Linked DNA regions of Homo sapiens: region 2 is linked to region 1. A link is a loop called in an ENCODE intact Hi-C map of the cell type or tissue named here. Cell type or tissue: natural killer cell. All regions are shown on one strand. Links, peaks and the distances in the headings refer to the core of each region. The heading gives the core; the rest is flanking DNA. Region 1 overlaps KSR1 (kinase suppressor of ras 1). Region 2 overlaps KSR1 (kinase suppressor of ras 1).

Region 1 (15,731 bases), core at 4,993-12,992:
GCTTTCCTAGCTCTGTCCCAGTGCCTTAGGGGCCCTGAGGACTGGAGAGATTCTTGGAGCGCCATCTGGGGTATGTCACGGGTGGACCTTTTTTGAAGGTCAGTCTGCTCAGTGGGCTGGCTCAGCCCGAATGAACTGTCTTGAATCTTTGGAGTTGTCTGTTTACTTTTAAGGGCTTCTCATCCTTGCACCAAAAGATCCCCTGGAAATTAGGTGGGAAATCCTTAACTTTTATGGGGCCTTGTGTTTGTCTTAAAAGTTCATGCGCATGGCCAGGTGTGGTGGCTCACACCTGTAATCCTATCCTGGATCCCTTGAGTCAAGGAGTTTGAGACCAATGTGAACAACATAGTGAGACCCTGTCTCTACAAAAAATAAAATATTAGCCAGGGGTGGTTGTGCACACCTGTTGTCCCAGCTACTACAGTGGCTGAGGCTGGAGGAGCACTTGAGCCTGCACTGAGCTGTGATCTCACCAGTGTACTCCAGCCTGGGCCACAGAGCAAGAACTTGACTCAAAAAAAAAAAAAACCAGCAAGAAAAATCCTTGCAGATTTTGCATTCTGTGCCACTATCCATTGGTTTTCATGTCAAGATAATGTAAAAATTCTTTACAATTGCTTCCAGAAGGAGTAGCCTTTTAATCTAGTGCACAGGTGTCCAGTCTTTTGGCTTCTCAGGGCCACATTGGAAGAAGAATGCTCCTGGGCCACAGATAAAATACACTAATGCTAACAATAGCTGATGAGCTTAAAAAAAAAAAAAAAGGTTTGTGCATAATTTTCATGATACCCACCACCACAGATAGGCGGAAAAGTCCTTGTAGTCAAAGGGTTGGACACGGCTGATCTAGTGTCTTGTCCGTTTTGGCTTTCTCCCTGATTCCAGAATGCAGGTAGAGATGTAGAGACGTGCTCTCAGGACAGCTGTTGAGATAAAAAAATTTGTTGTCATTTATTCCCAGGCACAGCTGTTTGTCATTTGCATTGAAAAAGTCTCCATTCAAACTGCTGTCACATATAAAATCTATTTATGTAAGTCTGTATTTTTCTGTTGTCTTGGCCTTGGTGGGCAGTAGTGTGTTTTAACTGAGCAAACTGTCTTTCCAAATAATGAAGCTGAAGTCAGCCTACCTGCTTGCCATTTTTCTTCCCCTTCCATTTTTCTAATCTCCGGATAATTGTAAGAATGAATTAAGATTTGTGTTTAAGGCCGGGCACAGTGTCTTAGGCCTATAATCCCAGCACTTTGGGAGGCAGAGACGGACGTATCGCTTGAGCTCAGGAGTTCCAGACCAGCCTGGGCGACATACTGAGACTCTGTCTTGTATAATTAAATTAAAATTTAAAAAAAGAAGAGATAAAGACCCGTGTTTAAAATTTTTAAAAAAGGGGGGAAAGTGTAATGCAAAATGTGGACTATGCCAGCTATGATTGGGAAAAATAATTTTTCATACAGCATTATCTATAGATTTGTATTAGCAGCATACTGGTCATAAGCGTTTTGCTTTCCGCAAATATGATGTGGTAAGCTACTTTAAAGTGTGGTGGGGCTTTCTTCCGCATGGCTCCTTGAGGGGTTGAGTCCCAATTTATCCAATTAATTTGGGTTTAGTTTTGATATGGATAAGGGAGACCAGCTTCATTCATGGTGCACACACAGTTTTGCCAATAAGGAAAAAAAAAAGCCACCTGAATGTTCCTACTCATTAGGAGCTATCTGGAGAGCTCCTACCCCACTCCCACCAAGGCCTGGGCCCTTAAAAAGGCTCAGTGCAGCCTTTCTGTATCTCACTGTATTCTGCAAGATGCTCCTGTGAAGAAAGTTGTGCTGCATCAGCCATCTCCCTCCTGAAGATCCCTGCGGATGAGGATTTGTGTTTTAAAGGTTCTGAGAAGTACTGCAACAACAGTTCTCAAACTTATTTGTCCAGGGGATCTTTTCTTCCACTGAACGTAGTTGGGGAGACATGGCCTTAAGCCTTGAGCAGAGAAAGAGACAAGAAACTGTTGGCTCACTTACAACCAAGTGTTGTGTTTAAGTTTTAGGTTTTTATGAAACTGAGGTGCTGTTTGAGTTTCCAAATAAAATTGGGTGGTTGAAGAGAGGCTGGTATCCCTGTAGACTTATCCAGCCATGAGAAATTGCCTTTTTTACAAAGGGAAATAGGGTGTCTCCTGGGCATCACATTAGCACTTAAATACATGTATCACTGAATCCTTCTAACAAGAAGAGGAAACTTGCCGAGAGAGGTGTGCCCGCCTGCCTGCCTGCCTGCCTGGAGTTTGCACTTCCTGCCTCCTCCTGGCCCTGGGTGCATTTAGTTGGTGTTAAGGGCATGGTCTGCTCAGTGTCTACCAGGAACCTCATGATCCCCCTGATGGGCAGAAAACAATCCAAGAGAAATGCAGATGGCTGTGGGTGCATTTGAGCTTGGGCTGCAGGGGGTTTGGGGGAGAGGGCTGGGCTACAGATGAAGAATGCTTTTCAAAATAAAAAAGGAAATGCTGGCTCTGAATGGAAAGGAAAGGAAGCAGCTTCCTGTTTCTCGTGGTGGCTTTTTGAAAGGAGGAGCTCTTTCTGGCCTCTTGGCCAACGGAGGCCTGGGCCGGCTGGGGCCACTCTAGGTGCGCTGGAGTCGAGGCTCCCACACTGCTGCCTGAGGTTTCAGAAAGAGCGCTGGTTCCACCCCGTTTCATTTTCCCCGGTCGCTGAGTCAAATGGATGCATGTGGTTTCCAAAACGAATATCTGTACCTGTTACAAAATGGATGTGTCATAATGGGTGACATTTACTTTTACGGCAAGCTTGCTTTGTGCCTGGCCCCCTTGTTAAGCTTTATGTAGCATTTACTTTTCACAACACCCTTGTGAGGAAGGTCTTCTCGCTGTCCCCATTTTACAGATGAAGAAACTGAGGCACAGAGGGGTTAAGTGACTTTCCCAGAGTCACATAGCTAAGGAGAGACTGAGCTGTGACTTGAACCCAGGCAGTCTTAATTCCTTGCCTTTATGACCCAGCTTGGATTTGCAAACTCCTCTCTCCGTCCAGCTGGAAAATCTGTTAGCATAGGATAATTTTGAAGACTCTGGTTGCCTTTGTCTAGGCTCTGGGGGGTAGCCCCAAACCCTGGGCCAGGCCATAGTGATTCCTTGGTGTGTAGCGGGCAAGGGAGAAACTTACTTTTTGCCCTCTGAAGGTTTACTGAAAAATTAACTCACAACATATAGATGACTAAGAGAAATGGCATATAAATTGATTCTCCCTGGTGTATCACAGAATCACAGAGCGATTACTTAATATCCCAGTGGGACCCAAATATTTCTTTGAATGTTCCTAAGAGATAGACATTATCTTGTGAATGGGTCTCTTAGGGTGTGGTTGCGTTTTTGGTCTTTTTTCCTGCAATAGATAATGAGATAACAGTGAGGGGAAGAAAAAACAATCCTTGGTCCGTGGTGGGTCCATCTGGTCATTTTATAGACAGGGGAAATGTCTCTTTCAGTGTCTGTTAATCTCTAAGGGCCTTTAGTTTAAAATGCTCATTATATCAGAGAGCTATGTTTTGAGGTCAAGTTCCCTGTGCTCCATCAGGTGAAATGCCTAGGTCTGAGTTTATGTTTTGTTTTTTTTTTTTTTTGAGACGGAGTCTCGCTCTGTCCCCCAGGCTGTAGTTCCGTGGCGCAATCGTGGCTCACTGCAAGCTCTGCCTCCTGGGTTCCATTCCATTCTCCTGCCACAGCCTCCCGAGTAGCTGGGACTACAGGTGCCTGCCATTATGCCCGGCTAATTTTTCGTTTTCGTATTTTTAGTAGAGACGGGGTTTCACCGTGTTAGCCAGGATGGTCTCGATCTCCTGACCTCGTGATCCGCCCGCCTCGGCCTCCCAAAGTGCTGGGATTACAGGCGTGAGCCACTGCGCCCGGCCATATTTTTTTTTTTTAACTTTATCATGGAAAGGTTTAAACTTGTACAAAAGTAGAGAGAATGTTGTGACCACCTCTGTGTAGTGATTACCCAGCTTCAGCAATAACCAGCTGTGGCCAATTATTTTTTTTTTTTTCTGAGATGGAGCCTGGCTGTGTTGCCCAGGCTGGAGTGCAGTGATGAGATCTCAGCTCACTGCAACCTCTGCCTCCCGGGCTCAAACAATTCTCCTGCCTCTGCCTCCCAAGTAGCTGGGATTACAGGCACACACCACCATGCCTGGCTAATTTTCTTATTTTTAGTAGAGACAGGGTTTCACCATGTTGGCCAGGCCAGCTTGTGAGCTCAAGCAATTTACCCACTTTGGCCTCCCAAAGTGCTGGGATTACAGGCGTGAGCCACCGTGCCTGGCCTGTGGCCAATCTTGAGTGATCTAGGGTATTTATGCTCTGTTTTGGCGATGGTGGCCCTGGGCAGTTCGTCTCTAGGAAGCAGAGTGACCCAGGGCGGTCTTCTCCAGCCATCCGCTTCCAGGCTGAGCTGTACCTATCTCAGCAGGCTGGGAGGAATCTCTGTGTTTTCCTATGAAAAGGCAGTTTTGATTATTTTCTCCTAAGCTTGCTCTGGCTTCTGGCAGCAGGTACATTGCAGAGTGTCCATCTCACTATCTAACCTGAGTCCCCCGCCGCACCTGAAACCTGTTCTCAGACGGCTGGGTGCTTTCCCTGTCCCACAGCAGTCCTGCCAGAGACTGAGATGAGAGTTTTTAACGAAGCAGGGCCCCCAGACCCAGCGGAATCCCACTGTGCACATCCTGATTTCCAGTCCATTCTTGCCCATGCCTCTAGTGTCTCTTCCCTTCCTTTTCCTTGTTGCTTGTTCCCATTATGAGATAAGTGTATTTCAGCTAACATTGATTAAGCTTCACTGTGTGTGGGCCCTGGAGAGAAGAGCTGCTGAGTACAGGAAGGTGCTATTCTCTGGGAGCCCCGGGCAAACCCTCATTTCTGCGGTTCCAGCCTGGAACCCGGATCCAGCACCTGTAAAAGTCTTCCTTGCCCTTCCCGGCTCTTCTCTCGAGGCTCTGCACAGTCCTTCCTGAAGCCTAGCTTTGTTGACCACTTTCTCATTTCTTTTCTCCGTGGTCTTTTGATCCCAACAGGTAGTTTTCTTTTGGTTGTTTGTGCTTTATTTTGGCTTTTGCTGTATTCTCTTGCAAGCATTTCTCAGGTGCCGAGTCACTTTTTGCTGGCTGTTTCAGTCTCTGAGTTTGGCCTCCACAACACAATCGTGATGTCACTATGGGAAAGAGCCCCTCAAGCACTTGGTAGGACATTGAGGCGTGCATTGAGGGCGCCAGGATGTGCGGGGACTCTGGGGTGAGGATGACATATTCGTATTCTGACTCCATTCCTTGCCAGCTCTGTGACCTTGGGCAAGTTCTTTAGCTCTCTGGACCTCAGTTTTCTTGTTAGTTAAAAGGGGATAAGAGTAGGTTAATTTTGGATTCTTTTGAGAACCAAGATACAGAAGGAGTGCTGGACAGTGCCTGGTACTTAGAAGGAGTTCAGTGTTTCCCCCACTGTCCCCCGCCTTTCACGTAGCATTACTCCAAAACACTTTTCCATGTTTCCCTATTATCTTCCTTTTGGTCATTTTAGTTGCCACATGAGAGTGTGTCTAGTGGATCTGCTGTAATTTGGCAAAGCATTTTCCGTGTTATTGGACATTTCAGTAGTTTCTAGATTTCTGCAATTATAAACAATGTGAATGGAATCGTCTTTATATAGGCGCTTTATTTTTGTTCCTATTCTGAATTTGTTTTCTTGGGATAATTCCCAGGAATGGAATTACTGGATCAAAGAGCATGGAGATGGAGTGTGTGTGTGTGTGTGTGTGTGTGTGTGTGTGTGTGTGTGTTAAGACTTGCCAAACTGTTCTCCCATTTTTTTTTTTTTGAGGCGGAGTATCGCTCTGTTGCCCAGACTAGAGTGCAGTGGTGTGATCTCAGTTCACTGCAGCCTGCACCTTCCAGATTCAAGTGATCCTTCTGTCTCACCCTCCTGAGTAGCTGGGATTACAGGTGCACACCACCATGCCCAGCTAAGTTTTGTTTTTGTTTGTGTTTTTTTTTTTTTTTTTTTGAGACAGACTCTCGCTCTGTGGCCCAGGCTGGAGTGCAGTGGTGCGATCTCGGCTCACTGCAACCTCTGCTTCCCGGGTTCAAGCAATTCTCCTGCCTCAGCCTCCTGAGTAGCTGGGATTACACGTGCCCGCCACCACGCCCAGCTAATTTTTATATTTTTAGTAGAGACAGGGTTTCACCATGTTGGTCAGGCTGATCTCAAACCCCTGACCTCGTGATCCACCCACCTCGGCCTCCCAAAGTGCTGGGATTACAGGTGTGAGCCACTGCGCCAGGCCTAAGTTTTGTATTTTTAGTAGAGACAGGGTTTCACCATATTGGCCAGGCTGATCTCAAATTCCTGACCTCAGGTGATCTGCCCACCACAGCCTCCCAAAGTACTGGGAGTACAGGCGTGAGCCACCACACCTAGCCCCTCCATTTAACTCCTGTTGAATGATAGCTGTTTTAAAAATTGTACTCCTGGGTAAGTATCTCATATTTTTTACAATTCTTTCTGACCTTTGTACCTTTCTTCTTCTCTCCTTTATTCTCCCCATTTTTTGACCTTGTTAGATATTCCTTATCTTGAATTTGCTATTTCTCTCTTCTGTGCATTCATTCAGTGACTTTTTTTTTTTTAAATTTCAGACAGAGACTCACCCTGTCCCCCAGGCTGGAGTGCAGTGGCACAATCTTGGGTCACTGCAACCTCTGCCTCCCGGGTTCAAGCGATTCTTGTGCCTCAGCCTCCTGAGTAGCTGGGAGCACAGGCACGCACACTACACCCAGCTAATTATTGTACTTTTAGTAAAGACAGGTTTTGCCATGTTGGCCAGGCTGGTCTCAAACTCCTGGCCTCAAGTGATCTCCCTACCTTGGCCTCCCAAAGTGCTGTAAAGGCGTGAGCCACCGTGCCGGGCCCACTCCAGTGACGATTTATTGAGCATCTGCTCAATATCAGGTTTGTTTTAGGCACTGTTTTAGGCACTGAGGAAGGAGCAAGGAAGAAAATAGAGGGCTTCCTTCAGTGGAAAGAGAAAGATAATACACATGCCAAACAGACAGACGTGCTCTCAGAAGAAAACTGGAAGTGGGTTAGAGAGAGGTGGGGGTATGGAAGAGGTGACTTCTTTAGATGGGGTGATCGGGAAAGGCCTTCCCAGAGAGGGTGACTTTTGAGCTGAGTCTTGAAAGATGAGAAGGCCACTGTAGCCTGGAGGAGTGTTCCCGGCAGAGGGACTGGCTTGTGCAAGAGCCCTGAGGCAGAATCGAGCTTGGTGTGGTCAAGGGCCAGGAGGAGGCTGGTGTGCCTGGAACACAGTGTCAGGGGAGGATGGTTGGCCTTGGGGTCAAGGAGGTAAGCAGGGGCATGGGGCTGTTTTTTCAGTGCTGGGCCGCAGGAGAGAATTAATGCACCAACTCAGCAAACAGGTGTCCTCCTACTTCCCCCTCCGCCCTCCTGGCCGGGTTTCGTGCCAGGCACTGTTCTGGAATATAAGAGTGAATGAGAGATGTATTGTGCTCCAGAAAGCCAGCTTAGTGGGGGAGTTTGTGGATGAGTAAACTCATAGAAGGTGCTGGTGAGGTGTGAATGAAGGCTCATCAGGCCGCGCAGCTGACTCATCTCTGTACTGAGGTGTGTAGGGACTTGGGAAATGTGTCTTGATTTGCACGGAACTGTGCTCTGTGCTGTCAGCCTTCACCGTGGTAACTGAAACTCAGTTCTCTGATGTAAAGCCTGGCAGTCCCGGCCTGCTTGGGGGCACCTGGACCCCTGCCAGGGAAGGGGTCCTCAGACTTGAGGTTGCCAGCTCAGATGTGGGGCTGCTGATACTAGGTATGAGTGTCTAGGCTCCCAGTTATGGGAAACAAGACCAAGAGACAGCCATGGGAAACCCCCTTCTTACTGAGCTGCCTGCCCTGACCCTTTCTCCCCTGACTGCGGACTCTGATTTGTGGCTCTGGTTGGGAATGTAGATTTGGGGACATTGTGCTCCTCATGGGTTTCTTCCCGTAGGATGGGGCAAAGAAGGGGTTATGAGATTGAGCAGATGCTTCTGGGAGTCTAGAGTGTACTCACATAGCGAGGTGTGGACCTCATGAGAGTGCCTGGAAATAGCCTGGTGGAAGATGTTGGCACCATTTCGTTTGGAGGAGGCTGAATGACTCATAAGCCCCGGGGGGCTCTGATGTCATTGAATTAGGGGCCTCCTTTGACCAGGGTTAACCAGCACCTTGGGTTCCTTGCATGTAAGCTTGTTGCTATTAAATAAATGGGAAGTGGGCTGGGCCCCGTGGCTCATGCCTGTAATCCCAGCACTTTGGGAGGCCGAGGTGGGCCGATTACCTGAGGTCAGGTGACCAGCCTGGCCAACATGGTCAAACCCCGTCTCTACTAAAAGTACAAAAATTAGCCGGGCATGGCGGTGGGTGCCTGTAATCCCAGCTACTCAGGAGGCTGAGGCAGGAGAATTGCTTGAACCTGGGAGACGGAGGTTGCAGTGAGCTGAGATCATGTCACTGCACTCTAGCCTAGGCAACAGAGCGAGACTCCATCTCAAAATGAAAATAAAAAAAAAATGGAATGGAAGGCCAGAATCCTGGGAATGTATCAGTAATAACTCAGGGCCCTATCCCTTCCTCCCACAGTTATGGCTAATGTGAAGTGGACCTGCCCAGGTTTTTTGAGACAGGGTCTCGCAGTGTTTCCTAGGCTGGAGTTCCATGGCACCATCATGGCTCACTGCAGCCTCTGTCTACCTCTCTGGCTCACCTTCAGCCTCCCAGATAGCTGGGACCACAGGTGTATGCCACCATGCCCAGCTAGTACCCAGGTTTAAGGCAGCAAGATTCTGACAGCAGTTCTCTCAGTTAATTTCTCAGTAATGATAACTTTATGAGCCCATGTAGGTGATGAAATAAGGCCCAAAGTCACACAGTAACTGGTGGAGCTGAATTGTCTGAATTTCCATTTGTGTTCATTTCATTGCCCTCTTTAGAAATTTGCTTGATCTTGGGTCTTGTTCAGGGCAGAAAGAGATAATACAAGGCTTTGGTGATGCTTAGCATTTTAGAAGAAGTAATGCTGGGTGGAAATGGATTTGGCAGTCTCGTTTTTCGCATCATTGGAATGGGAGTCCCTCACAGTTGGAGACAGGATGAAGTAACAGAGCGTGGGGATCTGGATTAACAGGTGGCCATTCGCAGAAAGGAGGCTGCAAAGCAAGAGGTGGGGGCTTCTGGCTGAGCAGGAAGGTGGGAGAGGGGCATCCTTGTGAGGAGCAGCCTGTAGGGCTGGGGTTTGGGCAGCAGGCAGGCAGAGGACTTTATCTGATCACCTCAAATAATTTTGCCTCTGCTTGGAAGGGTTCTAGCTACAAAGGCAACATAGCAGGTAGTGCTTGGGTGTGATGGTGATAGGCACAGCGGTATTTTAAATACTGGTGGTACATTTTAGGAGAAAGAAGGTGACGAGTCCCTGGGGAGAGTCCCTGTGGTGGCCATGACTCACCGTGGCACAGGGGACAGAACAGAACAAGGAAGAATCCATCAACGAATGGAAACTTGTCTTTTTAGGGGACAGGAAGCTTTTTTTGTGTGGTTGGCCTGGTGGCTTATGAGGAGAGGTGAACATTTGAGACAAAACCCCAGGCCACTCTTCCAGCTGCATCTTTGACAATTTTGAGAGTTTTAGGAAGTAGTTAAAAAAAGAAAAAGAGAAACCAAAAGCCAAAGACCTCGTTTACTCACAATACCTGTGTACAGCCAGCCATGTGGGCTGCGATCGGCCATGTGTCTAGAGGAAACTCCTTCACTTGCATCCCTCCCTCCTAGACCCCTAAACCAGAGGGGGCTTTTGACTATTCTTAGAAGAAGACTTAGGCGGCCTCAAATGACCAGACCTTGTCTCAAGCATCTAACAGCTTAGGCCAAACTTCCTCTCTGGCCCTGTTTGGTTTAAGCAGTTTCCTGGTCTGGCAGGATTTGTTATCTTAGCACCCAGCTTGTCAAAGCCGTAGTGCTACTTGTTATAGCAAACAGGCCCCTGTCACCCTGTGGCTGCAAGCCAGGCAATGCTTATGTTCCAAAAGTCAGACCTGCTGTTCTTACTATAAAGCTCTGCTGGACCATGGGTGGCTTCTATCTTTGGATGTAAGGATGGGAGGATGAGCAGCACCTCATGCTGTGTAAGAGCACAGGTTCTGGTGGTTGACAGCCTGGATTCAGGCTGCACTGCCTTTCTGGCTAGCTGTGTGTCTTTGGGCAAGTTGCTTACCCTTTCTGAGCAATAGTTTCCTCATCTGTGAAATGGGGATTATAATGGGGTCGTTTTTCATAGTAAGTAAGATGAGCCATGGAAAAGCACAATGCCTTGTGCAGAATGAGAATATTTTTATATTATAATATTACTATTTATTTTATCGACAAGTGTTTAATTAGCACCCATTAGGGACTGGGCACTATTCTTAGCTCTGGGGAAAATAGCAGTGAACAAAATGGACACAAATGTAGACCTTGTGGAACTTACGCTTCAGTGTTGGGAGGAGACATTCAGATGACAAGTAAATATCACCTGGAATCCCAGTTACTTGGGAGGCTGGGGCAGAAGGATCACCTGAGCCAGAGTTCAAGACCAGCCTGGGCAACATAGCAAGATTCCCATCCCTAAAAATACCACACACACACTAAGGAAAATGTGTTATCTGTTAAGTGGTAAAAGTGCTGTGGAGAAAATGAAAGCAGGGAGGGGTGCCTAGATGGTGGTATAATTTAAAGTGAGGGGTCAGGATGGGTTTGCAGAGGAGGTGATATTTGAGTAAAGACCTCAAAAGGGTAGAGAAGGGCTCCATGGGGATACAGCTGGAAAAGAGCTTTGGAAGCTGAGCTCATGTGGAAGCCAAAGGGGAGTGAACCAGGGTTGTTGGAAAACCCTGGGGCCAGGGGTGAGGCCACAAGGGGCCCTGGGCATGACATTTAGGGAGGTGCTTGCTTTCCAGTACCCACTGCACTCACGGGTCTCTGAGCACAGGTGTGAAGGAGGGAAGAGTAATGAGAAGAGAAGGTGGTGAGAGGTGCTGTGTTTATGTGGGCTCTGCCTCCATCCTGTAGGATCCACAGGTGATTTTGAAACTTATGTCTTACTAAAAAATGGAGTTTTGGGGCTGGCACACTAACCTACTGACTTACAGAAAGTCACTTTCTGACTGCGTGGGCAGGTGACAGAGCGCTGGCCCGGGGCAGGCTGAGGCTCTGCCACTCACTGAGGGCGTCAGGTGGGTGAGCCATGTTTATTCATCCAGCAGCTTTTACAGAGCTCCCACGGCAGGAGATCATGCTGGCACCTGCCCGGTATTACTCTCTTCATCTATGACACGGGGACAGCGATGCCCTTCCGTCCACCCCATCCTTACAGGGGTGTTCCTCCTGAGGCAAGAATGCAATAGAAAAGCAAAACAGAATGTATGAGGCTATTTGCATTATCCATAATACAGAAAAAAATGAAAATAAGGTAGCTGTCCAGTGGTAAGGGGAGGTTTGGCAGACCATGGCACAGCATGCGATGGGTGGGTCATCACACACACAGATGTCAGTGACAGAGGCTGGGTAAGAACATGAGCATATTCATACTGTTACATCGAGGAAAAATACACAGTATTTAAGATTGCATGTATGTGGCATTTGTAGTCCTGTAAATATGTGATGATATGTATGCATATGGGGAAAACTAGAGGTGAAATTGAAATGAGTTATTTGTGGTGGGACTGTTTTTCTTTTGCAAAAATTCCTTTATTATTGCTATAATTGCATTCCTTCATTTATTAAAGTAATGAATATTTGAGCACCTCCTAGCTATCAGGCTCTGAGAAGGTGCTTGGGTAGAGCAGTGGACTGGACTGCACGGCTCCTGCCCCGGGGGGACCATGCTCAGTGAGCGATTCTTGAGCCCCCACCCCTTCTCAGCGCTCAAGGATTGAAGGCTAATGAAGTGGTGCAAAATTCAAACTTTCTGGAATAAAACGGAGAGTTGGTCCTCCAGGTTCTCTGCAGGGCGCTTGTTGAGCCAGTCCCAGATTCTGCTGAGAAACAGGGAAGTTTCCAGAGTTGCCACCCCCTCCTGAGGGTAGAGAACTCAGGGGTAGAGCTGGCTTGGCACCAAAAGGGCTCCCTGAGTCTTGGCTGCTGGGACTTGAGCAGTGCTGGGGCGCTGCCGGTGAGCTGTGATCCCATCTTCTCAGGGAGCGCCCCTGCCTGTTTGACTGTGGTGCCGTTGGTATGAGAGGTTGCCCCAGGAAGGAGACCGCAGCTGTGGGCTCATCTCCTGGGTGCCCAACACTCACAGGGTCCACATTGCCCGTGATGTGCCCTGGGAAGCCCATGGTTGACTCAGAAGGACTGAAATGTTAGACAGCCACAGATGGTCCCACTGCCCCCACTCTGAGAAAAGCCCTCTGGCTGTTTGGATGAGGGTGGTGGCGATGAGGACATTTGTAACTGCAGCACACATGTAAGGCCTGCTGTCTATGTTCTGGGCTCTCAGATAGCACTGGGAATACTGTACCCCACCAGTCCCCTCCATGACAGGAAAGGGGTCCCGATCCAGACCCCAGGACAGGGTTCTTGGATCTCATGCAAGAAAGAATTCAGGGCAAGTCCATAGAGTAAAGTGAAAGCAAGTTTATTAGGAATGTAAAGGAATAAAAGACTGGATGCTCCACAGACAGAGCAGCCCTGAGGGCTGCTGGTTGCCCATTTTTATGGTTATTTCTTGGTGATATGCTAAATAAAGGGTAGATTATTCATGCCTCACCTTTTCAGACCATACAGGGTAACTTCTTGACATTGCCATGGTATATGTAAAGTGTCATGGCGCTGGTGGGAGTGTAGCAGTGAGAACAACCAGAGGTCACTCTTGTGGCCATTTTGGTTTTGGTGGGTTTTAGCTGGCTTCTTTGCTGCAACCTGTTTTATCAGCAAGGTCGTTATGACCTGTGTTTTGTGCTGACCTCCTGTCTCATCCTGTGACTTAAAGTGCCTAACCATCTGGGAATGCAGCCTGTTAGCTCTCAGCCTTATTTAACCCAGCTCCTGTTTAAGACGGAGTTGCTCTGGTTCACATGCCTCTGACACCTCTAGCTGCCCTGGAAACACCAGAGTTTCGTTCTTACCTCCTATTATACAGGGAACTGAAGCCCAGAGAGGTGAGTTAGACTCTTGAGGGCACACCAGTGGTGACAGGCTGAGATTAGAATTGTAGTCTGGCTGATGACCAAGCCCATACCTTTGCAGTTTCTTTGTCACAGCTCACTGGACTGTGGGGTGGTACAAGTTAAAAATCTGTCTACATAGGGAAAACGGTGATGTATAGACCCCTGTCTGCCTCCTGCTCCACTTCCGGCCCATCCCTCCCAGAATGCCATCATAGCCCCTCCACTTCTACGCCAGATGCTTCAGGGGAAGTTCCCTGTTCTCTTCTTTTTTTTTTTTTTGAGACAGGGTCTCACTCTGTCACCCAGGCTGGAGTGCAGTAGTGCAATAACAGCTCACTGCTGCCTCGATTTCCTAGGCTCAAGCAATCCTCCTGCCTCAGCCTTTTGAGTAGCTGGGACTATAGATATGCGCCACTACACATAGCTAATTCTTTTATTTTTTGTAAAGATGAGGTCTCACTATGTTGCCCAGGCTGGTCTTGAACTCCTGGTCTCAAGTGAGGCCAAGGCAGGCCTTGGCCTCCCAAAGTGCTGGGATTACAAGGCGTGAGGCACCACACCTGGCCTTCCTGTTGTCTTTGAGGGAGACTAAAGCCCTCTAGCTTCAAAGGAAGGAGTTCTTCTTTCTTTAAGGACAGACTATGTCATGACCTTTTTACCCAGAAATTCCAGGGCTTAGCCCAGTACTTGGCACACAGTAAGTGCTGAGGAATTGAACGAGGGTTCTGGAGTATGTGCTTTAATCAGGGCTAAACTAACCTCACAGCATTCCTAGGAAAATAACACAAACCGGTATAAAAGGGGATGGTGTCAGGGTTAGGAGTGTGGCCTCTGGGGTCAGACAGCCTGAGTGTGACTGCGCCTGTGCTGTGGACCCTTCTTACCTTGGTCAAGTTATTTTGCTTTTCTGGGTTCCAGTTTCCTCATCTGAGGAATGGGGACATACGAATGGGGACAATGTCATACCTACTGTTTGGGGCTGTTATGCGGATTATTTATTGTTTTTTGCATGACGTCACCACATTGGTCATGAGATGTTGTGAGGATTAAATGAATATGGTAGGTGGAGTAGGGCTTTGTGCCCAGTAAGCGCTTGATAAACATGAGCTGTCCATTATTGTTCTCTGGGGAGAATCCTGTGCCCCCAGGTGTGGGTTCCCATCCTGTCTGTGGCTTCAGAGTCCAGACCTAATGCCACCGACCTCCTTGCCCTTCCTGCACCCCTACCATGGATCACCATTGGAGGAGTGGGGTTGGGGGCTTATCACCCCAGGAAGATTAGATAAATTGGGAAGTGGGGAAGTCTTGGGCAGACTCAAGACCCCTGAGTCCCAGCTTTGTCATGCTGTGACCCTGGGCAGGTCCCCTCCTGGGAATCCATTTCCTAATCTGTGAAATAAGCACGACTGTTGCTGGTGTCACGAGAACATGGTCAGTGCCATAAAGCATGTGGCGGGTGGACTTCCATCCATGCTCCTCCCTTCATCCATGCTCCTCCCTCCATTCATGCTCCTCCCTCCTTCCATGCTCCTCCCTACGTCCATGCTCCTCTCTCCCTCTGTGCTCTTCCCTCCCTCCGTGCTCCTCCCTCCATCCATGCTCCTCCCTCCATCTATGCTCCTCCCTCCCTCCATGCTCTTCCCTCCATCCATGCTCCTCTCTCCCTCTGTGCTCCTGTCTCCCTGTGTGCTCCTCCCTCCATCCATGCTCCTCCCTCCATCCATGCACTTCCCTCCCTCTATGCTCCTCCCTCCATCCATGCTCCTCCCTGCATCCATGCTCTTCCCTCCGTCTGTGCTCCTCTCTCCCTCCATGCTTGTGCATCTGTGCTCTGCCCCTCCTCCCCCATCCATGCTCCTCCCTTCATCCGTGCTCCTCCCTCATCCTGGAGTGCCAGACCCACTGCCAATCTTATGTGAGTTCACATAACCCACATCAATAAGGCGAGAGCAGATGGGTGGCTGGGTTCCCGTTCTCGCTGCAGCATCCCAGGTTGCACCCCTCACCTCTCTTTGCTCTTCCTTTTGTTCCTTCTGAGGCGGGTGTAGGGAAGGGAGGAAGGTGCCGCTCCTAGTGCAGGTGACAGGGATGGGCTGCTCTGACCCACACTGGCCCTCCACCTGCTTTCTTTGCTCAGTTGAGACCCCTTCATCTCCTTCAAGTGCTGCAGGACATGAGACAGACGCTTGGACTTCCCTTGAGAGCTGGGCATCCCAGACCTCTGTTGCGGCCTCCAGGGAGTGGGTAGGTTCTGGTTGGAAGGAGGAAGGGCTTCAATGGGATGTGAGCCTCAAGCACGGGAGAGAATTACATCCCTGGGTCCAGATGGTTGAAAGGGGCCATTCCTGAGCCATCTGCAGAACAGGTGCTGTGGCATGAGAATGACTGACTAACAGAGGGGTGGCGGCACCACACAGACATTAGAGGGTGACCTGTGCTGCGGGGGCACCTGGGTTGGACCATATTCT
Region 2 (15,731 bases), core at 4,607-12,606, 96 kb after region 1:
GCCTTCTCCCAGAGATGGGGGACAAAGCTGCCTTACTCCTGCCACCATTTTGGTTTCCCAGTGGCTGGGGGTGGCCAGAGCTCTGTGTGGACACCAGGAATGTAGGCTGTATGAGGCAGTAGGATGTGTGAGACCTAACCAGGAAAGCGAACCCGCATTTGGCTCCTGGGGTGCAGCTTGAGTCGGCATGACTATGGCCCTCATTCCTAGCCTCTCCTTCCCACCCCTCCTCCTGTCGGCCCCATACTCTCTCTTTGAGAGCCAGAGGCCCAGCTGTTCTTACAACCTTGCTCTTTGGCAACTGGGAGCCTCCCCAGGAAGCAGCACACACCCTCACCCAGCCTCCTGGAGGGATCTGTGCCAATGTGTCAGCCCAGCAGCACAGGGCTGCCTTGGTACCAGCCCAGTGGGGGCTGGGCCACACAGCTCTCCACTTAGGATGGGGAAATGGTGGCAAGTGGTGGACTGGCATGCCTGTATCACCTGGCCAGTCAGGAGAGGAGCTGAAGTTGGAGCATGGAAGGAAGGGGCAAGCTACAAGGCCAGCATTGTATAGATGTCATCCTGTTTCATCCTTATCCCTGGGACAGGAGACAGGGAGATCTGATGATCCCCTGCAAGCTGATGGCAGGATGAAGATTCAAACCCAGGTCCTTGTACTTCCTTCTCATACACAATTTTGTCATCTAATATCTTACCCAGAATAGCACAGTTTTGGGGCTACTGTATGATATGTAGTTGTGTAAATGAATTGACTGCCTGCCTTTGTGTGTGTGCACGTGTGTCTCTCTCTTCCCCCCTCATTTCTTCTTTCCTTTACATTCACTCGTTACTCATATGCACCCATTGATCACTTACCTTTTACCTGGTACCTTGATTAATTATCACAGAGGATTAATTGATGAGCAAAATAGTCTGTCCTGGATGCTTACAGCTAGTGTGATGCACACGTCTGCAAATAACTAGGGTGCGTAGCTGACTGCTGGCCCCAAGGAGCGGGGAAGGGATGAAGCATGGTCAGGTACAGAGCTGAGGTCCTACTTCCATTCAGTTATTTATTCACTCACTCAGTGTGTATTTAGCACCTGTTGTGTGCTCGGCACTGTTCTAGCCACTGAACATGAGTTCCTGTCCTTCTGGAACTGGCAGACATCACTTTCTCCAATAGATGAAGTCATTAATTTTTCTTATCTTGAGCCAAAGGTACCCACTTTTCAGGGTGGGGGTTCCCCTGGTTTCATGAAATCTGAAAAATCATGAGCATGAATGTCCTGCTTAGTCCTGTACTGCTTGGTGTTTGTTTGTTTGTCTGTTGTTTGTTTGTGGCAGAGTCTCGCTCTGTCGCCCAGGCTGGAGTAGAGTGACGCAATCTTGGCTCACTGCAACCTCCACCTCCCGGGTTCAAGTGATTCTTGTGCCTCAGCCTCCTGAGTAGCTGAGACCACAGGAACATGCCACCACACCCGGCTAATTTTTGTATTTTTAGTAGAGACGGGTTTTTTCCATGTTGGCCAGGCTAGTCTTGAACTCTAGTCCTCAAGTGATCTGCCCGCCATGGCCTCCCAAAGTGCTGGGATTACAGGCATGAGCCACCAGGCCCGGCCTTGCTTGGTGTTTTTGATCAATCCTTTGGATTTCTGGGCTGCCCAGTCCAGTGAAAACTGACTAGACTAGAAGCACCATGTTGGCAGGGACCTGGCTATTTCATTCACAGCTCTATCCCCAGTGCCTGGCATGTGGTGGGTTTTCTTGTTGAATGATTGGATTCAAATAACATTATCCAAAGAATTTTGGTCTCTTGGCCCAAGGCGTCTCAGGAGCTCTCACCTGGGCCAGTGAAGGTTGCGTTACAAGGATCTCTGGGGAGGGTGAAGACGAGGTGGCTGCCGGTGGCCTGCTGAATCCCAGGGCTCCGAAACTGCCTCAGGCTTCTGTCGGCCACAGAACTTGAGCAGGACTGTGTGCCTATAGCCCTGCCATGAGATGGCTTTGGTGTAGTGTGTGCCTGAGCCCCCTCTGGGGACTACCTGGCTCCTGAGTGGTCAGCTTGTGTGTGTTCCCTCCTCCTCCTAGGACCACCTCAAAGGCAAGATTGCTCTAGAACAGATCTGACTATGGCCAGATATCATTGGGAAACATTTATGTCAACACTGCACTGTTTTAAATATTATAAAGCAGCAATCTCTTATTACCCTTCTTTTAAAAAAATAGCACATAAATTTCAGTGGCCCCTGCTCCTAGCTATGTACCTTTGGGGGAGGCCACAGGATTGGGAAACAAAATTGTTTGAGTGTCACCTCTGGAAGTAAATGGCCTTGGAGGCAGACAAAATTTTGACAAAATTCTTCCTTTGCCACTTGCCAGCATTGTGACCTTGGACAGGTCCCTTGACTTCTCTGAGCCTGCTTACTGTCTTAGCTGCTCTTGCTGGAAACCTGGGAGTCGTTTCTGACTCATTGTGCTTCCTCAATGCCCACGTGGAATCAGCTAGCAAATCCTACTGGCTCTATGTCCAAGTATGGGTCTCAAGTCCTTTTGCATCTCTTTTCCATCACTGCCACCTCCCTGGTCCTGACTAGTCCTCGGACTGTTGCAGTTTCCCCATTCGCTCCCTATATCCACTCTTTACCCTCTTGATTTCATTCTTCGTGAGCTAACAGTGGTTTTAGCAAATCCGGTTATGTTACTTTCTTACTTTCTCTTTTTCCTTTCTCCTTTCCTGTTTCCTTTCCTTTCCATTTTCCTTTTCTGTTTTTTTGCTGCCCAGGCTGGAGTGTAGTGGTGCAATCATGGCCCACTGCAGCGTTCAACTCCCGGACTCAAGTTATTCTCCTCCTCCCCAGTAGCTAGGACTACAGGTATGCACCACTGTGCCCAGCTATGTTTTTATTTTTTAGTTGAGATTGGGTCTCACTCTGTTGCCCCAAGCTGGTCTCAAACTCCTGGCTTCAAGTGATCCTCCCACTTGGCCTCCCAAAGTGTGGGGATTACAGGCACGAGCCACCGAGCCTGGCTAGATAGTTCTGAGTTAAATATTCTGTCAGTGTCTTGTTACGCTTAGCACAAAATCCAAACCCTTCACCTACCTTTGAGGCCCCTTAAGTATTCAGTATCTGCCACCTTCTTCCACGTCATCTCCTGCCTTTCTGCACTCTGCCACTGGCAGGAGAACGCATCAGATGGTTTCCTGTCTTAGCCCAGGGCCTTTGTATGTTCTGTTTCCTCTGCCTGGAAGTTGCTGTACCCTTGTGGCTAGTGCCATCTCATCCTCTGACCGGGACTTAGAGGTCAGCTCTTCAGAGAGGCCACCTTGTCTAAGCTTAGAGGCCTGCTATACCTGCCGCTTTATCTCAGCATGCTCTTTCCTTTTAGCACTTATTCACAAGCTTCAATTATGTATTTTAGCTATTTTTTTATTTGTACAGTTGGTATTCGGTAGCTTTTTTTTTTTTTTTTTTTTTTTTTGAGATGGAATTTCACCTTGTTGCCGAGGCTGGAGTGCAATGGCACGATCTCGGCTCACTGCTACCTCCACCTCCCAGGTTCAAGCTATTCTCCTGTCTCAGCCTCCCAAGTAGCTGAGATTACAGATACCCGTCACCACACCCAGCTAATTTTTTTGTATTTTTAGTAAAGACAGGGTTTCACCATGTTGGCCAGGCTGGTCTCGAACCCCTGGCCTCAGATGATCTGCCTGCCTCGGCCTCCCAAAGTGTTGGGATTATAGGCGTGAGCCCCCGCACCTGGCCTTCAGTAGCTATTTGTTGACTGGATGGGATGGATAGATGGACAAATGGAAGAATGACATGGCACCAGGGCTCATAGTAAGTACTTACTTAATCGAAGTTATATTCTTCTATTCCTAGTTAGAACTTTTTTCAAAGCAAGTTCAGATACCTGTTGGCTTAAAACAGAGACTTACCAGTTTAGGCAATACAAATCCAAGGAAGTCTGGATGCAGGGGCTCAGGTGATGCCATTAGGATGTGCCTGTGGGACAGGCTTGCTCCGCATGGCAGGTATGAAGAGCACAGGCAGCTGAGCCTCACTACCTTCTACTGTAGTCATGCTTGTCCATGAAGGGCTGTTTCCCTTGGCTGAAAAATAGCTGAAAAATCCCAGAGAAGGCTCTGATTGGCTTGGCTTTGACCACATGTTCATACTGTAACCAATCACTGGGCTAAGAAGATGGAAGACCCCCCCCCCCCACCTCCCCCACCCACAGTAGGCTCAGGAAATGGGTTCTTGGAGGAAAGACAGCCCTGATAACAGAAGGCAGAGACGTGTAGAAACTTTTCCTCCCTCAGAGATGATTTGTCAGAGGCTTTGCAGCTCCACAGGAAGGGTCTGCAGAGATCATGTTTCTAGACTACAGTAGGTGAGCCCACCCTCCAGTTTTTGTTTTTAATAACATTTGTTATTTCTCTCACTATGAAATCAATGTTTATTTTAGAAAATAATAGAAAGGCAAAGAAAACCCTACTCAGAGACAACCATTGGCTGTTAGCTTTTTAGGTGTTTTCTTAATATCCAGTAATTTACATATATGTTTATTTTCAAAGTGTGTAAAGTATAGAAATTATAGAAAACAGTAACAGCTCCCATTTATTATGGTTTGCACTGTAATCTTACTACTCAAAGGAAACACTGTAAACCATTTGATGCATTTCCTTCCAGTCAACCAACTTTGCTAGGCTTCTCTTTTTCTTTTTCTTTGTAGTTTATTTATGAATTTATGCTGTAATTCTTTAGCAGGCACTCCCATTGTGCCTGGGACTGAGCTGTGAGCTTTATGTGGAATCTCATTCACTCCTCTCAGTAACTGTATGAGGAGGCAGTGCTTTTATCCTCAGTATAAAATAGAGATGGAAAAACTACGTGAAATTATGTTTATTTAGTTTTGAGATGGCATCTCACCCTGTCACCCAGGCTGGAGTGCATTGGCACAATCTTGGCTCACTGCATCCTCCATCTTTTGGCCTCAAGCAATCCCCCTACCTTAGTCTCCCAAGTAGCTGGGACTACAAGCACACCACCACAGCAGGCTAATTTTTTTGTATTTTTGGTAGAGACAGGCTTTTGCCATGTTGCCCAGGCTGGTCTCAAACTCCTGAACTCAAGCAGTCCACCTGCCTCAGCCTCCCAAAGTGTTGGAATTACAGGTGTGAGCCACCACAGCTGGCCACTAATTATTATTTTAAAACAGCATTCTGTGAATCTAATTATGAACATCCATTGTAGAAAAATTTTAAAATACAGAAAAGTTTAAAAATAAAATAAAACCCCCACATAACCCTGCCAGCCACTGATAGCCAGCACTTAACTGTTTTCTACATTTTTTTTTTCATTTGCATGGACTCCAGTTCACGGTTTCTGGTGTAGACCTCTAGGAGTTTTGACAGCTGAGCATCCTTTTGAAGGTTGTCCCATGAGCCATCCCAGGCATCTGCTGCAGTTCATAGGGTTCTTCCTGTTGGTCTCCATACCACTCACCCGAAGCATGCGAGAAGCTGCAGGGGCTTGGGGGCAGTTGGAGTTCATGTGGGGGTGGGGGTTCCCCAGATGATTCACTGGAAGGAGGGAGATGACCGTGTTCTTATTGACTCAGGTCCTACCTTTTGGAGGGAGGTGGCAAGGCAGGGAAAACCTCTTGGTGGCCTTGCATCCTGGACATCCTGGGTGCCTGGTCCCCAGCCCCTGCTGCAGGGCCTGCTGGAGCCTGCACATCTCCCACCCAGCACCTGCCCCGGGAAGTATGTGCTGACTCCCCAGCTCCCAGGCACAAACTATTTTTGGCTGCAGTGACTGTTCACTACAGTCATGAAAACAGAAACCCCTCTCCCTGCCTCCTTCTTCCCTGGGACACTGCACTGGGGGCCAGGGCTGCCGGGGACCCTGGGCTCAGGCCCCCTTGTCATGAATCGCCTGTGGAGCTGGGTGACAGCCAAGGTGTCCAGGGGCACAGGGCCCCCACCTCTGGGGATGCCAAGAGAAGCCCGAGGCGTGAGCCCACCTGGGCTGGAGGATTATGAGGTAGGCACGGGGGTCTGGGCGCAGGAGGCCATTCCACAGCTCCCTGGAGTTGAGTCTGTTTGCTAGACTCTGAGTCCCTGCTTTGCTACCTGGCTGTAGAACACGTGTGGAGAAATCGCATGTTGGGGCAGAAGGTGCTTGTTTCATGACTTCATTCGCTGTCTTCTGTGTGATAAAGTCACTGGGGATCAGTTAGAATCTTCCTGAAATAGATCCTCCCCATCCTTCTAGTGAATAGTGTTTGGTCATTTCCTGCTTTTGAGTAGGACACACACTTGTTCTGAGCATGCTGCTTTTTTACAGGGAGCTTAAGAACGTGGAGCTGTATAGGCTGATCCAGCTCTACCTCTCCATGCTTCTGGTTGACCAGGCCAGGGAGGCCGATGGTTATAGAGACTGTGAGTGCTGACTTTGGGGTCACACAGACCAAGGTCCAAATCCAGGCCCTGTTACTCAGGGCTTGCAGTGTCTTAAGGTGTGTAACTTAATCTCTATGAAGCTCAGTTCCTTAGCTACCAAGCAGTTGTGCCTAGGCTACTTACACGGTGGTGATAATACCAATAGTTGTTATTTTTATGATTAGACTGATTGTGAAAAGGGAAAATACTTCAAGAAGCTGTGTAAGAATCCATGTGCCATGGCCCTGAGTGGGTCTCAGGACCTGGGCGTTAGGGTGTCGCTGGTGACGTGGGATCTGTTTCTTCTTTTCAAAAAGAAGAAAAGTGCATTGTCACCAAAATGGGGGTGGGGCTCACATCTGTAATCCCAGCAATTTGGGAGGCCGAGGCAGGAGGATTGCTTGAAGCCAGGAGTTTGAGACCAGCCAGACTGACATAGTGAAACCTCGTCTCTTTTTTAAAAAAAGTTGTAGTGGGTAGGAGTGGGCAAGAACATGGACTTGAGGAGTTCCGCCCATCTGCCACCTTCTAAGCCACTGAGGCCTAGGACCTGGCTAGGCTTCAGGTGAGGCCACGAGCCCAGAGCCGCATTGCTTCTGGATTGCACAGGGCTCTGGGCCCACAAGGCACTCATGTGACTTGGCGTCCCTTAGGCAGAGGGAGGTGATTCTCAGGGCAGACCTCAGGGACATCTTGACCTTGGCTCCCTTCTTGGACTAGTGCAGAAAACCTGGAAGGAATGAAACCTTTGCACTTGGGCAGGGAATGCGTGCTGGAAACTGGCTCGCCCTCCCGGGGGCATGGTATATCCTGGCGTTGGTTACTGGCAAGTGTGTCTGGACACCTGGATCCTGGTCCTGGCACCATTGTTTGGGGTGACCCAGGCAGGTTTTCTCCTCTGTGAAATGAGTGCTGACTAGATTGTCCCTAAGTTCCCTTTGGAGCCTGCCTTTGATCTCGGCAGAGAAGGGGTTTCTTCCCATCCCCTTGAAGATCCATTGGCCCCTTTCGTGCCCCTAGAGCCTGGTAGCTGTGGCATTGGTCTCCCCAGCTTCTCCTCGGCCATCTGCTCAGGGTCTCTGTTGAGGTCCCATAGCTTTGATGCCTGTTACTGCTGTGGGGCAGAAGTTGTTTTCAAGGTTTCTGGAAAACCACAGAGGGGCTGCCTGAGGGGAGCAGGAGCTCCTGAGACACCTGTCTCCTAGTTGGACCCCCATGGGGCAGCTCCAAAACCCGACAGCTCTTGTTCCTAGGCGGAGGAGCCTGGTTCTTCTGTCTCCAGCTCTGGGCTCACTTGCTGTGGCCTGGCTCATCTCCCATCTGAATGGACAGACCACCCCAAAGGACAGACCTCACGTGCTAAACACTGGGACATGTCCCTCTGGTGGACGGCATCTGTGATTTGGCTTCTGGCCCCACAAGGGACCCACCAGACTCCAAGGCTGGTGCCCGAGGCCTATTTGATAGTCTGGACGCCCTCTGGCACCAGGGCCCTCACTGGCTGAATTCCGAGCTCTTGCCCTGTGCATGTGGAGGAGGAGGGGACTCGTCTGACCATTCTCTTTTTCAATGGTGTGTCCGAGCAGGGGAGAATGGGGAGGGGGAGCAGTAAAGATGCCGGGGACATGGCCACACCCAGGAACCCCTGTTTAGTTCTGTCAGTGCCTTGACCCCCAGGAGAGCTGGGGTCCCCCATGGGGAGTTACATCTCTAGCCACACCTAGCACCCTGCACCCTCCTCATAGGATTACCGCATCCCAGTTTGCCGGCAACAGTCCCAGCTGAGGCCTGCTGTCAGGGCTCTGCCTTCCGTAGAGGAATAGTGTCCCTGTTGAGGGGCACGTCCTGTCCCTACCCTCCTCTGTAGCCCCATCCTCAGCCAGCTGCCATCCCTGAAAGGGCCTCTGATCCCAGGCCCTCAGCTTTAGCCCCTGCACATAGCCCTATTTTGTGCAGGGCGGGACTTTCTCATTTGCCAGTCCCCTAGAAGTCAAGTGTCACCCAAGGTTAACGCAGCTTTTTGGCTGTGGCTCACCCTCCCACGTTCCATCCTGACCCACTTTTCCTTTTGAATGTTCTTTAAACATTTAAAAAATTTAATGTATTCATTTTGACTCAAGTTCTAGTGTGGGATCTTGTGGATAATACTGTTTCTTTTTTTAAAAAGAATTAAAATTTTACAATCACGCATTTTGTAAAATGTTACAAAACATCCTGGGAGTAGGGAAACCCACTCTGTAGAAGCCTTCCCATCTCCTCTCTACATTTTGGGAGTAATTGGGGGACACACCAGTGCCCAAAGCTGGAGTAGCTGTGTGTGTTTCTCTAATGCAGGACACATCCGGCCATTTTCACACAGGAGCCTGGTTTTAGAAATGTGTGTTGATGATGCAGAGAAAGGTGACAAGATGTGGGTGTGCCCGCAAGCCTGTCCTGCTGACTGTGTGCTGGGGGTTAGGTGGGGAGGTGGGAAAGGAGGAGGAGCCAGGCCCAGGGCCACCAGCAGGTGGAGCCCAACAGCATTGCTATGTGTTTGGGGGTTGCCAAACTCTGGCCCTTGGGCCAAATCTAGCCCAGCACTATTTTTTGTAGAGCCTTGTGAACTAAGAATGGTTTTTACATTTTGAACTGGCGGGAGGAATTAAAAACAACAGAATATTTCGTGACCCGTAAAAGTTACATGAAATTTGTTTCAGTATCCATAGTTAAATTTTATGGGAGCACAGCCACACCCATTTGTGTACGTGTTGTCTGTGGCTCTGGTGGTGCCACAGCAGCAGAGTGGAGCAGTTTCGACAGAGACCATGTGGCCCACAAAGCTGAAGAGACTCTGTGTGGCTTTCAGAAAAAGTTTGCCTATTCTCACACTATGTATTATACCTCTGGATTTATAGAAGGAGGAATGGGGCCTTTCCACGCTGATAGGGAGAGCAAGGAGGCAGCCACAGGACAAGCTTTCCAGGAGGGTGGGCTGGCCTGGAGAGAAAGTGGTGGCTGTGGTGACAGCGGGTGCAGCTGGAAGCTAGATATCTGGTCCCAGGCAGAGTTGAAAAGTGCCAGCCTCCTCCAAAGGACTGGAGTGGAGGCTAAGTGGGATTAAAAGGGAACATGGAGAGACCTCCTTGGAGGAGCCTCCTGCAGCTGCTTTAAACCCCACTGCCAGAGCTCACCCTAGCTGGGCCCAGGGATAGAGCGGTGTGGGGTCTGGAAAGTCATATGTGACCTGTGATGCCAGTGGTGGCAAATAAACGCTGCCCTGGGAAAAAGGGCTCACTTCATAATGCAAGGCAGTGGACACAAGGGCTGGCTGGTGGTGGGTTGAGATGGCCTTGTTCTGTGTGGCCTTGAGCAAGTTACCCGCCCTCTCTCAGCCTTATCTCCCATCTCAGGCTGTTAGGAGGATTGCATGTGCTGACCTCTGTGGTTCATCTGACAGTGCCTGGCACGCAGGACATGTGTAATAAATGCTTATTGCCCTTTCTTGAACCCCTCTCATCTCTTTCTCCCCTTTGACCTCTATTCCTCCACACCCACCACTGTACCTTCTTTCTAAACAAGCTTTCAATCCCAGGCTTACCAATGCATACGTGAGAAGAAGCCAATCCTGAAGGTTCCAGTTCAAGCCCAGCTCCCTACTGTGAGCCCCTATTTGCTTTGTGGAGAGGGAGGCAGGGACCTGGGCACAGGAGAGGACGTCTCCTGGGACAGCTGTGAGTTTGGGCTGGGCTCGAGTTCAGTGGAAGGAATGTGGCCTCCTGAACACAGCCGTGCTGTGGCCACATCTGCCTTCTGGTCTGGACATCCCCAGACCTGTTCTGTCCTGGGCTGCCTTAGCCAGACTTTGGGCCCCAACGCCTGTCTGCCCTCATGGTCCGCACCTCCAGAAATTCTGATTTGGCCGGTCTGAAGTGGGGCCCAAGCATTGCGATTCATTTTTAAAGTCCCTGGAAAATTCCAGGGCACAACCCGGATTGAGAGCCGTTGATTTGTTCTAGGCAGAACCACTCATTTTATAAATGGGAAATCCGAAGCCCAAAGAGGGGCGGGGACTTGTCCGAGGTCAGGGGCATTGCGGGGACCCAGTCTGGCTCTTTGCTTCACTGTGTTGGCCTCTAGGGAATGGTGTTAAGAGGGGAGTTTGCCCTCAAGGAACCAACTGACTCTCCTGGGAGGGGGTTTTGTTTGCCTTGCTTCCCAGGGGTGGGGTAGTGAGGAGGCTGGGCCCGGAACTGGCCACAAGCAAAGCCAACATCCCCAGGCTTTCTGCTGATTTCTGTGGAAGCCCCTGGAGGCTGCCTGACCTGGGCTCTTGCCTCAGCCCTTCCTGTGCCTCCCAGAATATCTGACTGTTACTATCCAAGTCTCACTCCTCCCTCTCCATGAGCCCCAATGGTGGGTGCAGGTAGGAGAAACATCTGTCAGGTGCTCCCTTGCCAATTTGAGACATGTGGCTCCCAGCCTGGGCTGCCATAGAAACCTTCTCCACTTGCTCCTCTCTCTCTCTCTCCTTCCAGCCCCGCTGGGCTCTGGCCTCAGAGGGATGTGCAGGGTCCTATGTCACCACCCACAGGGCTCTAGGAGCCCACCTTTGGCCTCTCTGGTCTGACCAGTTCCTGGGGAAAGGTCTGGGGTTAAGGATCCCTTTCATCACCCATGCACACCAGTGATCCAGGTTCCACAGATGGACCTGTGTTCCAGCAGCACTGCCTGAGGCATGTTCTAGGGATGCAAAACTGAACAGAAACACAGAGCCTGGGTTTGCTTCTTGATCTTCCTTCAACCCAGCTTTCACCCGTGTTCTTGCGTGAAGTGCAGTGTGTTTGTATACGTGGCCGGTACAGCAGCGGTGCCGCCCCTGGCATTTTCCTGGTCCACCTGACTGGCCACAGGGAGTGTGGCGCCTCTCAGTGTCAGCAGGCCCAGGTTTCTAAGTATAGACCCCAGGCAGCCCCGTGGCTGCTAGTAAATCCCTGGATACCATTTGATACCTAACTGGCCCTGAGCTGCCGGCTTACCCAGCATGGCCTGTGACGCCAGCCTCTGCCAGCTGCTGGGGGAGGGGGTAGCACGTTGCCCAAACCCATCCTCACCCTCCACTGGAGAGAATGGAGACCAGCAGTCTCCTGCTAATGACATGACTGGATTGTCACAGACTGGGAGTGACCTCAGCACTCAACTGGCCCTGCTCTCCAATTATTATCAGAAAGAATAACTTAATCCCACCTACTGGAGAACATATCTCCTGGTTTGAGAGAGACAGGCAGAGGCAGGGAGCCAATGATCTCTGATGCTGTCACTCTGCTCCTCATTCCTGCATCCCCACCTGTGTGCACCCATGCTAACCCTGAGACTTGTCGGAGCTGGGACTGGGCATCTCTCAAGATGGATTGGGCATCTCCTATGATGGTCTGGGCATCCATGTCTTCCGTTTTTGGTTTGTAGTTCCATATTTTGTTCTTTAGACAGAAGCTGGGGTGGGCAGTAATTCCTTGGAGGCAGTACGGACTCCCAGCCGGGTTCTCCAGAACTTTGGGGTATGGGCAGAGAGAGGGGCCTTTTGCCCTTGGCTTTGAGACAACTTAGCATCTTCTGGGCACCTCCTGGCAGATGGGATGCCCTCCTGGGGCACTGGAGCCTCTCAGACCTGAGAAGGTTTCAGAGTGGCTTCACCTGCGAGTTCACCTTCAGCAGGTGGCAAAACTGATTCCCTAATTTGTTTTTGGTTTAGAGATGATCCAGGAAAGTTGTGAGTTACTCTGCTTTGAAAACATCTTCCTAAATCAGACTTGGCTGTGCCTGTCACTGTGGGTGGGCGAGTCACATCCATGTGTGAGGTTTCGGGGGTGCTGAGTTGCTTTGGGGCACTGTTGAGTCATGATACTGGGAGATATCAGGGCCCCTCGCAGGGGCCTTCACAGCCACGCGACCGTCCTGGTAGCTTTCCTTTCTTGATTAAGTTAACATTGGGTCTCAGAGTCAGTTGTAGAGTTGGGAGGTGGGGCACTTTGTTTCCAGGGTGGGCCCCTCACTGAGAAAGCCTGGTCCCCTGGAGTACTTGCTACTGGGCCTGCATCCTCCCCCGTTTGCCTACAGAAATAAAGTTTTAGATGTCACTCACTGATCAGATTAACCTTGGAAGGCATCAGATTCTTCCCATGGGGTCTCCGCGCTTAGGCCTGGAAGCCCCATGTTCCTCATGGACATAATTTGTTTTGTTTGCACAGATTTGAATTAGTTATCACCATGTAAAAGCCAGCCATTTAAAAATAAAAATTCAGATTTCTTTAAAACCAGAAGTTCTGGTGCCCCTCCATTGCCTGCCCCTTTCCCCAACACCAAGGGAGGAAAGCGGGGGTTTTCTGTTTAGCATTGCCATTGCTGCCGTTGGGTTTCTTGTTCAGTAAAAAGGCAGAGAAGTGTGTTAAATCAAGTTTAGCCTAGAGCTACCTCCTTAGATATTTTAAGTTCAGCCTAAAGGTTTTTCTGTATATCATGAACTATAACAAGTGGAGGTATAAAAACACTGTAGACTGCACTTGTGCCAATCAAATGTAGCCAACTGTTCGAATCTTGTTCAAATAAGGCAAAGGAGCTGTAACCAATCCAGCTGTTTCTGTACCTCACTTCTATTTTCTGAAAGTAGGTAGAAATTAATTTACTTCGAAAAAAATAATTTCCCCTGAAAGGTAGCTGCTGTATCCCAAGGCTTTGCCAGGTTAACAAGTGGACAGCATGGAATATTTGGAGGAGGTTTGGAATCGTGCGCACGTGGGTTTCAATTCTGCTCAGCCACTTGTTAAGCTGTGAAGTCTCTGAGCCTCAGTAAGATGGACTTAACTCCATCTACTTGCGGAGTTGATTAAAGATAAAATAATGTATACAAAGCCCTAGGCATATTGTTCTGGCAAATAGTTTGTAATAATAAATGTAGTTACTTTGAGAACTTGAAACTTGGTATGGGTGAGGAGGAGATGAATAAAAAGAAAGAAAAAGAATCCCTATTTGCATTATAGTTAGGTTGAAGATTGGGTTTCCTCAGCCTGGCTCCCTCCCCAGCCCCATTAAACATCTCTATCATCATCTGGGCAAACTGCTGAGTCATCACAGCCTTGGAGTATGTGGTGGAGAGACAAACTGAGGACACCCTTCCGGACAAGTAGAGGATTGCTTTGTTCAGATAAGGTGAAGGTTGCTCTTGTGCTTACCCTGACGGTATCGCCAAGGTGCTCTTAACAGTCAAATGAGGGCAAAGATATCCAAACCTCATTTCAGTGGAAGACAGGCTAAGGGAAAGAAAGCAAGACATGTTGATTGTATAGAAGCTTCTGCATGGCACCATTTGTCTAATCTGCCTCCCCTGCTGGTGCCGTTCTCATCAGTGGTTCCTGTGACACTTTAGTTTTATCTTCTGGAAGGCAACCAGGGTTTTGGCCAACCAGTGATGAGCTTCTTGGTACAGTTATGTGTCTGGCTTTATTTTGGTGTGATCATGCTAAGTGGTGATGTGATTCTTGCCTACAGCCCTGAAGATTGAAGAATATACTGAAAAGCTACAAAAGCATCTGCCGTCAGCGGGTACAGTAAAAAACAAACAAATACAGAAAGGCAGGCATCTAGCTCCAGCCTTGCTATGGGAGAGAGGGGTATGGGTTGGGCCTCATACCTTCAGGACTCAGCCAGTATCTTCATTAGGGTTAGTTTTGACGCTTGAGACAAGGAATTACAGCATGTAAATGGAATGACAATGAAATTAGTCCTTAAAAGTAAAATTAGACACAACTTGCTAAAAATCAGGATTGGCTTAGATTCTCAAGAACTGTGAGCTTTATAGCAGTCATTTGATGTGGAATGTCTGGCCTTCTCTGTTACAGAAAATCTGGAAAATATAGAAAGGGTTAAAGACAAAAAAAGGTCTGATCTGGTCCCATAGCTCTTTGAACTCTCTCTGCTCTAGTGCGCATCTTACTGCATTGTAGTTACCTGTTTAAATGTCTGTCACTCCTCCCACTGGGCTGTAGGCCACTTGAGACCAGAGGCATGTCCCATTGGTTTTTTATATTTGTCCCAGGTTTGGTATTGTTGCTGGATATAGGGGTCCCATTCTGGATCCCAAAAGAGGGTTCTTGAGTCTTGCACAAAAAAGAATCCTGGGTGAGTCCACAGAATAAAATGAAGGCAAGTTTATTAGAGAAGTGGAGAAACAAAAGAATAGCAACCCCGTAGGCAGAGCAGCCCTGAGGGCTGCTAGTTAGCTATTTTCATGGTTATTTCTTGACCATATGCTAAACTGGGGTAGATTATTTGTGAATTTTCTGGGAAAGGGGCAGGCAATTCCTGGAACTGAGGGCCCCTCCCCCTCTTTAGACCATATAGGGTAACTTCTGGGCATTGCCATGGCATTTGTAGACTGTCATGGTGCCGGTGGGAGTGTCTTTTAGCATGCTAATGCATTATAATGAGCATATAATGAGCAGTGAGGAAGACCAGAGGTCACTTGGGATACCATCTTGGTTTTGGTGGGTTTTGGCTGGCTTCTTTAGCTCATCCTGTTTTATCATGGGGTCTTTGTGACCTGTATCTTGTGACCTTCTCTCTCACCCTATGATTAAGAATGCCTGACTTCCTGGGGATGCAGCACAGCAGGTCTCACCCTCATTTTACCCAGCCCCTATTCAAGATGGAATGGCTCTGGTTCCAGTGCCTCTGACAGTGTCATGTGGCTCAAAGTAGTCAGAGCTGGAGAGGTTTCCTCCCTCCCTGATGAGAGGAAAGGGCACAAGTTTTGAAGTCCACTGAGCCTTGATTCTACCATTCATTCTTTGTATTTTCCATTGCTTCATAACAAATTTAGCAGCTTAACACACCACCCGCTTATCATCTCATGGTTCTCTAGGTGGAGGAATCCACTCAGGCTCTGCTTATATCCCTACTTGGGATCTCACAAGGCTGAGGTCAAGGTGTAGGCCAGGCCTTCCTCTTACCTGGAAGTTCTGGAGAAGAATCCACTTCACGTTCATTCAGGTTATTGGCAGAATCCATTTCCTTGTGGCTGGAGGTCTGAGGTCCTCATTCCCTCAATGGCTGTCAGCCAGGGGCTACTTTTTTTCCCAGAGGCCACCCCCATTCCCCTCCTCCTTCAAAGTCTGCTTTTCACGCTTCAGGTCTCTTGACTTCTCTGTTACCAGCTCAAGAGAACCCTTTGCTTTTAAAGGGCTCTTGTGATTGGATGAAGCCTACTTGGATAATTTCCCTTTTGCTGTATATAGTAATACCCCCTTTTCTGTAGGGGATATGTTCCAGG

Evidence for each region. A loop is a pair of places that touch in the nucleus more often than their neighbours do. Peaks named below come from ENCODE experiments on the same cell type or tissue, not always from the same donor. Only the 100,000 strongest peaks of a DNase experiment are listed, where the experiment ranks them.
Region 2: a loop joins it to region 1, with 2.2 times the contacts of the local background. A loop is called at or near these places in 6 of 110 quality-filtered maps.

What each region holds. Positions count from the first base shown.
Region 1 is chr17:27,464,189-27,479,919 of GRCh38, forward strand. All of the region lies in intron 1 of KSR1 (kinase suppressor of ras 1), which reads left to right. Among named protein-coding and RNA genes, the nearest start is that of KSR1, 16 kb to the left of the region's middle. RefSeq lists enhancers at 7,649-8,413, 8,414-9,178, 9,400-9,449, 9,470-9,799, 11,213-11,726 and 3 more. In natural killer cell, for the core only: no CTCF peak of the experiment used is centred there; DNase peaks (open chromatin) are centred at 7,703 and 9,593; H3K4me3 peaks cover 441 bases; H3K27ac peaks cover 5,104 bases.
Region 2 is chr17:27,560,542-27,576,272 of GRCh38, forward strand. All of the region lies in intron 2 of KSR1 (kinase suppressor of ras 1), which reads left to right. Among named protein-coding and RNA genes, the nearest start is that of LGALS9, 63 kb to the right of the region's middle. RefSeq lists enhancers at 6,548-7,500, 9,254-10,014. In natural killer cell, for the core only: CTCF peaks have their summits at 8,938 (motif pointing right) and 9,139; a DNase peak (open chromatin) is centred at 8,880; H3K27ac peaks cover 2,374 bases.